3 separate regions of the Homo sapiens genome follow, and regions 1 and 2 are each linked to region 3. A link is a loop called in an ENCODE intact Hi-C map of the cell type or tissue named here. Cell type or tissue: CD14-positive monocyte. All regions are shown on one strand.

The links. Hi-C counts contacts between places; a loop is a spot of excess contacts. Peaks named below come from ENCODE experiments on the same cell type or tissue, not always from the same donor. Only the 100,000 strongest peaks of a DNase experiment are listed, where the experiment ranks them.
Region 1: a loop joins it to region 3, with 2.4 times the contacts of the local background. A loop is called at or near these places in 11 of 110 quality-filtered maps.
Region 2: a loop joins it to region 3, with 1.8 times the contacts of the local background. A loop is called at or near these places in 2 of 110 quality-filtered maps.

Annotation. Positions count from the first base shown.
Region 1 is chr2:136,377,314-136,381,313 of GRCh38, forward strand. No RefSeq gene overlaps it. Among named protein-coding and RNA genes, the nearest start is that of CXCR4, 260 kb to the left of the region's middle. In CD14-positive monocyte, CTCF peaks have their summits at 1,658 (motif pointing left) and 1,858; a DNase peak (open chromatin) is centred at 1,638; H3K4me3 peaks cover 426 bases; H3K27ac peaks cover 422 bases.
Region 2 is chr2:136,006,678-136,010,677 of GRCh38, forward strand. It overlaps DARS1-AS1 (DARS1 antisense RNA 1), which reads left to right. Exons shown (of 4, transcript NR_110199.1): 4 at 519-865. Among named protein-coding and RNA genes, the nearest start is that of DARS1, 23 kb to the left of the region's middle. In CD14-positive monocyte, no CTCF peak of the experiment used is centred here; a DNase peak (open chromatin) is centred at 1,714; H3K4me3 peaks cover 726 bases; H3K27ac peaks cover 3,901 bases.
Region 3 is chr2:136,323,611-136,327,610 of GRCh38, forward strand. No RefSeq gene overlaps it. Among named protein-coding and RNA genes, the nearest start is that of CXCR4, 210 kb to the left of the region's middle. RefSeq lists an enhancer at 3,708-3,837. In CD14-positive monocyte, no CTCF peak of the experiment used is centred here; DNase peaks (open chromatin) are centred at 1,661 and 2,571; H3K4me3 peaks cover 2,231 bases; H3K27ac peaks cover 3,463 bases.

The DNA of each region.
Region 1 (4,000 bases), 54 kb after region 3:
CTTTTTATTATTGTTTTAGAGATGAGATCTTTGCTCTGCTATCAGGCTGGAGTGCAGTGGCGTGATCATAGCTCGCTACAGCATCAACCTCCTGGGCTCAAGCAATCCTCCTGCCTCAGCCTTCTGAGTAGCTAGGACTACAGGTGTGCACTACTACATCTGGCAAAATTTTTTTTTTAAATGGCAGGGTCTTGCTATGTTGCCTAAGCGGGTGCTGGTCTTGAACTCTTGGCCTCAAGCCATCTTCCTGGCTGAGCCTCCCAAAACATTGGGATTACAGGCATGAGAGCCACTGGGCCCTGCTGAAAGTGAGAAAATTCTAAAGGCTAGAACAGGATGAACTAGTAATAGAGGACTTAAGTTTGAATCTGCCTGTATGAGTCTCTCGGACTGTGGGCACGTCTCTTGCTATCCCTTCTCTGTAAAGAAGAGCCTGGAGAGTTTTAAGATTTCCCTCCTACTGCTCCCATGGGACATTCTGAATATGGTGAGAAAGTGCTCTGAGGTCTGAAAAGCAGTGTTGCCTAGTGCAGCTGTTTCTAAACCTCATTGGAACCCCCTCAGTTGGGTTACTATTCCTACACATATGCTAGAAACCAACACCACTTTCTAGCTCTGCCACCTCCTTTCCAAAATTTTAAAATCAGTAGGTGGAAGGTGATATGGCATCTGTACTTTAAAAACCAAAATAAGACCGTGGGTGATTCTGTTGATCAGCTGAGCGTGGAAACAACTGGTCTAGTGAACAGTAGATGAAGAAAAGGGTCTTACAAAATTTAGGGGTTCTGTCTATAAGGCCAAGAAAAATGGAAGCAATTATTCAGATAATCTCAGCACAAAACCACAGTTTCATTGGAATTGCGGGAATCATGAGTATCAGTTTCTGAGATACTTGGGTGGAAAGTATGTGGGTGGAGCCCAAATCTTATGTATTTAAATTCAGATCAAGCCTGTAGTAAAGATGACAGCGGTGGGAGATTGAGCAGAGAGGGGAGAATGGCATTTTCTGAATTCTCATTGTGCCACCATACATTCTGGATGTGTTGGGAGCCCCTTCATTTCACAGATGCTTATTGCTAGTAAGTACTATTGTAGCTCACAAACCATGAGTCGCCACGTTTGACATGGGAAAATGATGCTTGCTATTTATTTATAATACAACGTGTTTTGACTAACCATCAGAGAATATATTTTGAGGCAACTTTCCACTTTGCTTAGGATATAACATTTTTAATGCATCTTTCAATGGATATCTATTTTTAGGTCACCATTAGTTGCCTTGTAACTGAGATGGCCACATATTCACAGATATTTGGGGAGGCCCACAGATTTATTATTCTGCCTCATTGTCTTGTTGGTACCATATGACCAGTTAGCCTCTTGTTTCCTCATTTGAGTGTGGGAAACGGCTCTGTCTTTAGACACTAAATGGCATGCATGTAATCTTGTTTAGGGTCATTGTTCCCGGGTCTGAGTTTACTAGATGGAGAATTTCTTCAATGCCAGGTTTCCCAGGAGGAAAATGAGCCTATTTTGGTTGCATCAAATGCATCAGTTCACTGCTCTGGGTATCATCTGAAGAGCAAGAGGAGTCTGGGGGCCAGTATTGCATTTCATGTGAATGCTGGCTGAGTACTGCCATCTTGTGGCTGGGCAAACCCTAAAGCCTACCAGGGACCTTGGAGCAACCTTACAAAAAGAAACCAGACATCAAGAACCCATGTTCTCTACCTGCATGGAAGAAAAAAATTGACCATGAATCCCTAACAACAGTGCCATCCCTCCTTTCCTAGCTCTTGAATAAGTAACTGCTCTCTTATTAAGACAGAGTCCTGTCTGTTTCTTTAAAGAGAATACATCCATTCTTCTTCTGGTTTTAGTAATTTTTGGACCAGCCTTTAGATAATCTTTTGAGCCAAGTTTTGAGAAGTTTGGAGAGGGAAGGCCTTAAAAATATGTATAGTATCCAAGGCCAGAAAAAGAGGCAGAAATTGGAGACAGGTGACTCCTGCCTCTGGGGCAGTGGCTTTCTAAGTGAGGTGTGCCAGCAGCATCAGCATCACCTGGAAACTTGTTAAAATGCACATTCTTGGCTCCCAGCTAGACCTGCTGAGTCAGAAACTCTGGAGGTGAAGCCCAGAAATATGTGTTTTAAGATGATTCGGATGCACATTCAAGTTAGAGAACCCCTGTCTTGGGGAATAGAAGCCAACCCCAGGCAAATGTGAAGCGAAGACATCCAAGGTCCATTCTGTGCTCCATTATACTCATTGCTGTTCTGTTCCCTTTTCCTGTGTTAGGAACTCAGTAAGCCATACATATTTATTGTGTGAATACTATTGGTAAGCCACTGTATGGCATGACATGGGGGTTGGTCTGAGTAAGGGACTGGGAATTTGCGTTTCTAACAGTTTCTCAGGTGATGCTGCTGCTGCTGCTCCAGGGACTGTGTTTTGGGAACCCAGTGTTAGAGATAAGAGCAGCAGGCCCAGAAGCCCATGTGGTTTTCAGATGGAGAGTGCAGTTCAGGCTTTTTGGGGAATCCATGTGGCTACGAGCCTGCTTCTCAACACTCCCTGCCTCTCAACCCTGCCTGCCTCCTACCAAGGGCACAGGGAGACATGTTTATTTGAAGTGAACTCTAGTCCATTATAAAGAGATTAAAATAACATGCTGTGATTTTACCACCCAAAGGTTAGGCAATTCAAAAGCCAGAGCAAGCATGTGATGATTAAAAAGCATGGCAGAAAATTGTCAATAGCTTTGGAGATTTCATCCATACATTAAAAGACCTGTTTCGTGTTCTATTGGATCAATATGGCTCCAACGCTAGCACATTCACCTCTTGTTTAATTTGCCATTTAAAAATTTTGGTTAGTCCAATGACTCTAAACAATTCCAATGCAAAGAATAAATAAGCAGAACAGCAAATCAAACTGGATTTGTGGGCACAATTATATAGTAAGAACTCCAGAGCTGGAAGTAGAACTCTAATCACAGATTAGAATACAAATGTTTGCTTGTACATCGTACGCAGGCTCTACTATCTGCTGAATATAAATGGCTCCCTGATCGAACCTCTAGCCTGCATCGGGTGGGAAGGTAAGAGCTGGGTTTTGCTTTGCAAAATCTTAAGTCTCACCAAGAGAATCAGGGAGGCAGCCAATTGTAGTGGCAAATACGCAAAGCTTTGGAGTCAGGAAGTTATTTATTCTCTGGCTCTCGTTTTTATTATGTATTTAGTTTTTTGAGACAGGGTCTCGCTTTGTCACCCAGGCTAGAGTGAGTGGTGCGATCACAGCTCACTGCAGCCTTGACTTTCCGGGCTCCAGTAATCCTCCCACCTCAGCCTCCCAAGTTGCTGGGACAAAGATGCACACCACCACGCCTGGCTAATTTTCATATTTTTTTGGTAAAAATGAGGTTTTGCCATGTTTCCCAGGCTGGTCTCGAACTCCTGGCCTCAAGTGATCCACCTGCCTCGGCCCCCCAAAGTGCTGGGATTACAGGCGTGAGCCACTGTGCCCAGCCTGGATCTCATTTTTTAAAACCTGTAAATCTGGGACAATGCAACCTACTGCATGGAGTGGTTTTAGGGGTCAAGTAAAAATGGCCGGCAAGGCACAGAGTAGATGCTTGATATATAGCAGCTTTTCTTTCTTTCTTTCTTTTTTGAGATGGAGTTTCGTTCTTGTTGCCCAGATTGGAGTGCAATGGCATGATCTTGGCTCACCACAACCTCTGCTTCTCAGGTTCAAGCGATTCTCCTGCCTCAGCCTCCTGAATAGCTGGGATTACAGGCATGCGCCACCATGCCTAGCTAATTTTTGCATTTTTAGTAGAGACAGGGTTTCTCCATGTTGGTCAGGCTGGTCTCAAACTCCCGACATCAAGTAATCCCCTCCCACCTTGGCCTCCCAAAGTGCTGGGATTACAGGTTTGAGCTATCATGTCTGGCCCCCTATAGCAGCTATTCTTAAGTCTCCAGCTTCAGAGGGCT
Region 2 (4,000 bases), 320 kb before region 3:
CCAGGAAACATTATAAGAAATCACTGGACCCCAAAAATGTTAATTAGCCTTGGCTAGCCTGAAAGAGAACACAATTTCCTAAGGTCCTAACTTTAAGGCACTTGAGGATTCTTACTAAGGGCAAATTCCTGAGATGACAGAAATACTAGTCAACACACATCAATGCCTATGTTTTTCCCTCCTCCTGGAATCCTGTGCTTTCCCCTTCCTGCTCCACCTGTTGAAATCCTCTCTTCATTCGTCCAAGAATGATCTCAGATGTCTGCAAGGAACATAAACCACTGTTACACACGTATTGTTTTAAGGAAAAAAGTTACTGAAGAAGTCTGAACTGTCACCTCCTTCCCAATCCCTTTCCTAAACCCCGAGTTTTAACTTTTCTCATTTTAATGCCCATAAACTTTCATTGCTATTTTTCCTCCCTCATTCTACCTTGTTGCAGTTTAGTGTTTATTTGTTTGTTTATCACGACTACTGCTCCTCCTCCTAATAATACTTATGGTTAATTTCTTTTTAAGGGACTATATCTTAAGACTATGTGTCTTCTGCAGTTCTTTGCATAGAGTCAACGTTGAAGGACAAGCAACTTCAAATTTCCAAGCAACAAAATTATGTTCGGGTGGTTTTCTGAAAGCGAGATCTTAAGAACCACCTGTATCAGAATCCCATGAAGAGCTTGTTTAGTGTGCAAATTTACAGATTGTCCCCCCTCAGAAATGCTCATTTAGGAGTTCCTGTCCTTTGCGGGGACATGGATGAAGCTGGAAACCATCATTCTCAGCAAACTAACACAGGAACAGAAAACCAAACACTGCATGTTCTCACTCAAAAGTGGGAGTTGAACAATGAGAACACATGGACACAGGGAGGGGAACGTCACACACCAGGGCCTGTCGGGGGTGGGAGGTAAGGGGAGGGAGAGGATTAGGACAAATACCTAATGCATGTGGGGCTTAAAACCTAGATGATGGGTTGATAGGTGCAGCAAACCACCATGGACATGTATACCTATGTAACAAACTTGCATGTTCAGTACATGTATCCCAGAACTTAAAGTAAAATATAAAACAATAATAAAAAGGAAATGCTCATTCAGGAGTTTTGGGGTGGGGGTTCAGGAGGCTGCAGCCTTAACAATTACCTCTGGTGATTTTGACACAGGTAGCACAGCAGCCAAACTTGGAGAGATTTGTTCACAGCACTGCATCACCAACCTTACTTTCTGTTAGGCCTTTAATCACTTTTTTTTTTTTTTTTTTTTTTTTTTTCTGAGACAGGGTCTTGCTCTATCACCCAGGCTGGAGTACAGTGGCACGATCTTGGCTCACTGCAATCTCTGTATCCTGGGTTCAAGCAATCCTCTCTGCCTTGGCCTCCTGAGTAGCTGGGACCACAGACATGCTCCATTATGCCCAACTAATTAAAAACATTTTTTTTAGAGGCAGGCTGGTCTCGAACTCCTGAGCTCAAGCAATCTGCCTGCCTCGGCCTCCCAAAGTGCTGGGATTACAGGTGTGAGCCACTGCGCCCGGCCTTTTAATCACTTTTAAACCAGCAACCCTAATCTGCCTGTCCCTTGAATGGATCCGGATAAAGGTGTGGCAAACAAGCCTCCTGTCACAGTGGGGTGTGACAGTCACGGCATCACCCCTTCACCACATCATGTGCTGCCAGTCATCACTTCTGCTGTTGCCACCAACCCTTGCGTTTCCCTTTGTCACTTCCCCCTTGCCACCACCAACGGCCACTGTCCCTCTGCTCCTCACCCTCCATAGCTGAGTCAGATCCAGCATTGGGCACTTGAGGAAGAAGCCACTGTGGAAGGCGGGATGAGGGTGTTCCCATTCTACATTCACAAGCCCACAGCTTGGAGAAGAAGCACACCTAATTCTGACCCTGGCTTCTGAAGAAGCTCTGCAAACCTGGCTAGAAAGTTGGGCCTGTGGTTTGAGGTTCCTGCTGCCTTTGATTTTACAATGAGTGGAAATTGAGGTTGAGTAACAGGTCTCTTGCCCAAGTATTAAGGGCCACCACGAAGCATACAGCAATGAAGGCAGGAGCTGATGACATGTGGTTGGTTCCCCCCTCTAGGCCAAGTATCTTTGTATAGGGAAGGCCGACATGGCCATCTTCACGGTTTGGTATTAGTGGAGTGTCTTATACATACTGAAATTTGTTTTTGTTTTCAGGTGCTAAAAGGATAATACCAAGGAAAACTATGGGTGGGGGCAGTGAATGGCCAGCATGCCTATAATCCCAGCACTTGAAGCCAGGAGTTCGAGACCAGCCTGGGAAACAAAGCAAGACCCTGTGTCTAAAAAAATTTTTTTAAAAATAAGCTGGGCATGGTGGCACGTGCCTATAGTCCCAGCTACTCAGCTACTCGGGAGACCAAGGTGGGTGGATAGCTTGAGCCTAGGAATTTGGGGCTGCAGTGAGCTATGATTGCACCACTGCGCTCCAGCGTGAGTGACAGAGTGAGATCCTGTCTCTTTAAAAGAAAAAACTATGATTCAAAGTGTTGTTTTATGAAGCATAACCTGCTTTATGTTTTGAGTTTAATATAACTTGAAATCAGTTTCTCTAAGACAGTGCCAGCCTTGCCATTTTTCAGTTCAACATAGATTTCTCTATTACAGTGGTTCCCAAACTTTAGGAGGCATCAAAGTCATCTGGAGGGCACAAAAACACAAATTTATGGATGTCACCCACAGTTCCTAATTCTCTCTCTCTCTCTCTTTTTTTTTTGAGATGGAGTCTTGCTCTGTTGCCCAGGCTGGAGCACAGTGGTGTGATTTCGGCTCACTTCAACCTCCGCCTCCTGGGTTCAAGTGCTTCTCCTGCCTCAGCCTCCCGAGTAGCTGGGATTACAGGCTTGCGCCACCACACCAGGCTAATTTTTGTATTTTAGTAGATATGGGGTTTCATCATGTTGTTCAGGTTGGTCTTGAACCCCTGACCTCAAGTGATCCACCCACCTCGGCCTCCCAAAGCCCTGGGATTACAGGCGTGAGCCACCATGCCTGGCCTGTTTCTGATTCTCTAGGTCTGGAAAGGGGCCCAATAATTTTCACTTCTAACAAGTGGCAGGATGCTGCTGCTGCTGCTGGTCCAGGGACCACACTTTGAGAAGTATGGTACTGTGTGGTACTTACCGGACCATTTACCATACTTCCTGCCTGCCTAATTGTGTCACAATATAGCCGTGCTTCTCAGGCCTAGCAATTCATTAGAATTACCTGTGAAGCTTTTAAAATGTAAGGTTTGGATGGAATGCTCAGACCCTACCTTAGACCCAATTAAGCCCACAGCTTTGAGGGTGAGGCTTGGGTATTGTTCAGAAAGATCCCCAGGTGATTCTAATGGATACCGAGGGTTGAGAACCACAGGCATATAGCAAACTCTGGCCCTATTCTACCTTAACATATGATTCTCATTTGACAAATACATATTGACCACCTAATATATGTCTTGAAAATGATAAAGTATGTAAGAAATGGTCCCTGACCTCAAGCAGAGATACATCATATGCCCAAATATTTAAACAAAAAGCTGGTGTGTGGGGTTTGTGCCAATTAGAGGACTAAACCATTACTGAAAACAGAAGGCTGGATGATTCAGGGTAAATCAATGCTGCACTTGATCCTCACATTGTTTGAGATAAGTTATGTATGCCTCTGCTGCACATGAAACGTATCCCTTTGGTGGGGGAAATTGCTCATTTATTGGTTCGTTGAGGATGTTCCAACTGATTCACCATGGTAGGTGTGATTGAACCATGGAAATGATGGAACATTAAATCAATAGCTAGTCAGCTGGTGACTATTCCTTGGCTAAGTATGCTATTAAGGTTCTGTTTCAGAAGTCCCTGTGCTCAATGGAGGTGAACCTTTCCAGTGGAGAAATACAACATGAATTATGTTTAGAAAATGCTTCAATCTGGGGTTTTAAATAAACAGTCCTTAAATATGTATAAAAATCTGAAATTATTTTAGAATCG
Region 3 (4,000 bases):
TTTGAGACGGAGTGTCGCTTTATCACCCAGGCTGGAGTGCAGTGGTGCAATCTTGGCTCACCGTTCATGGCAACCTCCGCCTCCCGGGTTCAAGCGATTCTCCTGCCTCAGCCTCCCGAGTAGCTGGGACTACAGATGCCCGCTACCATGCCTGGCTAATTTTTTGTATTTTTAGGAGAGACGGGGTTTCACCATGTTAGCCAGATGGTCTCCATCTCCTGACCTCGTGATCCACCCACCTCGGCCTCCCAAAGTGCTGGGATTACAGGCGTGAGCCACTGCACCCGGCCCAAAAAGTTAATTTTTGCTCTTTGTTGTTTTTGTTGTTAGTTATGGTTAGTTGTTAGTTAGTTGTGCTTCCCCACTCCTCCACCCCCACCCTTGGCAAATAGTATAATGACTTAACAAAGAAGGAAGTTCACTTTTATTTCACACAACAGACCAAAGTGGTCCAGGGCCCGAGGGTTGACTCTGCCATTGTCCGCACCCAGCTTCCACCTTCGGTCTAGGATGGCTGCTTTAGGTCTCGTCAAGACCCAGGCAACAAGGAAGGAAAACGGCTCAGAAGAATAGGGTCTGGAGGCAGGGAGCATAAGGCCGATTCATGTTGCAGTTCTAGAAATAAATCAAACGGAAACACCTCAGCTATGACAGGAAATATCCTCTCCATTTACATAGGGTGTACACTGAGTAAAGGAGTTTGTAACTTTACTTCATCCACTTCATTTACAAAGGGCATACACCAAGTAACCAATGAAAACCTCTAGAGGGTATTTAAACCCCAGAGAATTCTGTAATTCCAGAGAATTCCAGAGAATCTCTGAATTCCAGAGAATTCAGCCCCTAATGATCAGACCACTCCCACCCTGTGGAGTGTACTTTCGTTTTCAATAAATCTGCTTTTGTTGCTTCATTCTTTCTTGCTTTGTGCATTTTGTCCAATTCTTTGTTCAAGATGCCAAGAACTTGGACACCTTCAACTGGTAACAAAATGGCAAGAGGACACTCACACCTTCCTTAGTAGGATATGATCTGGAAGTGGCACATATTCTACTCGTTTCATTACAAGATTTAGTCACATGGCAACATATTAAGCTGCAGAAAGGCTATAAAATGTTGTCTGTAGCTTGGCTATGTGCCTAATTAAGATTCAGGGCTTTGTTTTAGAGATGGGGAGAATGACTATTGGTGGACCATGCTATTCTCTGCCAGTAGGCTCATTATTTTCCAAAATGACTTGTGTCGAAGTTTAGTGCCACTAAAATTGCATGGTCATGCCAGTTTAACAAGTGTTTATTAGGGATCTTTTATTGTGTAAAACCTCCAGACACCATGGGAATGTTGATATGGAATATGCAGGCAACGGTTAGCACACAAGAAACAACTATAGACAGGGACTAACTTAAATGCTGACTTTCATAGTTCATACCCCACATATTTTGGAAAGGATCAGCAAAATCTGGAGTATGCAGGAATTTCCCTGGAGGAGGTGACTCCAGGTGGAATCTGCAGGATGGTGTTTCTCACCAACTCCTGTATCTGCTCATAGGGTCAGGGGTCACTAAAGGAAGTCCTCACTTGACCCTCAATGCCATTCTAACCAACTTGTTAACCTTTTCACTGTATCTTTCCACTGTCAACATTGCAAAATGATAGGGTTTTGAAACGTACTTCCTCTTTCTTTTCACTTCATCTTTACGGACATATTAATGAGTGGAGTAAAGCACTCAGAAGAACAGCAGGAAAAGAGGATTCATGTATGTCAGAGGAGCTGAAGGCTCTCAATAGGTTCAGAGAATTCAGGTCTTCCAGCTGCTGAGGGTGTATGCTTCCACTATGCCTCATAGCAACCCCTGAACAAAGTGGGGTCTCTAAAGTTCTATTAACAGGCTCAATTACTAAACACCTTTAACCAGAAAATATTCCCTCTGGGTCCTTTTCCTTTACATTCCATGAGTTGGAGAAGGGAAGGAATTAGTGTAGTAGTTGAATGAATGGCTGAATGAAATGATACAGTTGATAGTGTAAGACTCTACAAGCAGCAAAAGTCTTGACTATAAAAGATACTTCCTTAAAACTGAGAAGAAGATATTCATTTTTGTCCCCCACTCCCCGGATTTTCATCTCTTAGCCATTCTCCGCATTCCTCCAAAATGTGTCCTGTTTGGCAGGATCTCATGCTCTACTTTCTTGTTCTACATTTTCTGGAGTCTAAGCCTACCTTCTCTTCTCTCATTCTTCATTCCTCTATCCACCCATCTATCCTGTCATCTACCCATCCAACCGTCCATTTGTGAGAAATAAAATTTAAAAGCTGTTGGAACCCAAAAAACACTTTGAGAGATGTGAGTGTGATTTGAGTCACATAGAGTTGCTATTTTTGTTTCTCAGATTATAGATTAACTATTTTTCTTATTTTTCTTGTTCTCTATCATGGCTAGAGGCAATTAAATGACCTCAAGGACAAAAACCTCCTGCCTTCTAAATTAATGACCATTGTTACAGACTAACTTCCCCTGTGTTGTGTTGCTTTGCTTAGACCAGATGACAGACAGCCCATGACTATTACACCCTCTGTAAAAGGTGACAAATGCACCCTTTACAAAAAGAAACTGCCTATAACCAATCAAGTTGCTGTAACTATGTGACAACTTTATGAAAAATGCTGTAATCCTGCTAAAAACTCCTCTGTCTCTGTCTATATAAATGAAACCTTAACTTCTGTATTTTAAACTCTGACTCCATTTCTTTGGAATTGGTGTTTCCGGGTAGGCCATCCTCAAACTGCACTTGAATAAACTCTTTGAAAGTTGGGGTTCCGGCTGGGCATGGTGGCTCAAGCCTGTAATCCCAGCATTTTGGGAGGCTCAGGCAGGTGGATCACCTGAGGTCAGCCTGACCAACATAGCGAATCTCCGTTTCTACTAAAAATACAAAAAATTAGCCAGGCGTGGTGGCAGGTGCCTATGATCCCAGCTACTCGGGAGGCTGAGGCAGGAGAATCACCTGAACCTGGGAAGCGGAGGTTGCAGTGAGCCGAGATCAAGCCATTGCACTCCATCCTGGGTGACAAGAGCGAAACTCCTTCTCAAAAACAAACAAACAAACAAACAAACAAACAAACAAAAAACAGAGAAAGTTTGGATTCCAACAGCTTTTAAATTTTGTTTTTCACAAATGGGTGGTTCTGACTCTTTAGATTATTTTATAATATTTTATTATAGGTTGACACATCCATCCATCCTCCCATCCATCTATCCATCCATCCATCCAACCAAACATTCAGGTAAACTAATGTAAACCAGAGTGTTATTGGCTTTAAAAATCATAACATTACATTGTTCCCAGTTGAGAGAATTTCTGGCATAATAACAGACTAAAGGGGTAGATATTGAGGGAGAACACAGAGTGGGTTTAACTATCTTATGTTCTCTACTTAATCAATAGCTGGTTAACTTAAATCTGTTATGCCAGGATAAAAACAAATTTGAAGATGGTTCTGCTCAGTCCACAGTCACTTCTGCCTAGTTGCTATCATTATAGAATGTGAAATAAACTGCAGCTGTGGCCACAAAGTCCCTTTTGCTGAGGCTGGGAGGGCCCAGGTTGCAGCAGATGCGGAGGCCTCTGCCAGGCACCTGCCCTGGTCTTGCTGCTGACCTCCTTGCAGGGTTTCGGTGGTGGGGCTCCTCCTGTGGTCAGGTCACTGGGATTTCGAATACGATCTGTCCTGTCATCACTTTCACTTTGATTAGCTTCATTCTGAAGAACTTTCGACAGCATTCGCAAACATGGGTCGGCATGAGAAAACCAGTTCCTCTGTATAGGACTGATTTAATCTCTTTGTATAGAGGCTGATCTTGGGAAAAAATACACTCCTGTTTACGTCAAACATACAGGACGCGTCAGCCCACAGCCACTCTCAATGCTTCCTGGGTTTTCTTGGTGGGGGCCCCTCTGCATCGCTGGGACAGTGAGTGAAGAGATTGGCCCTGATGTG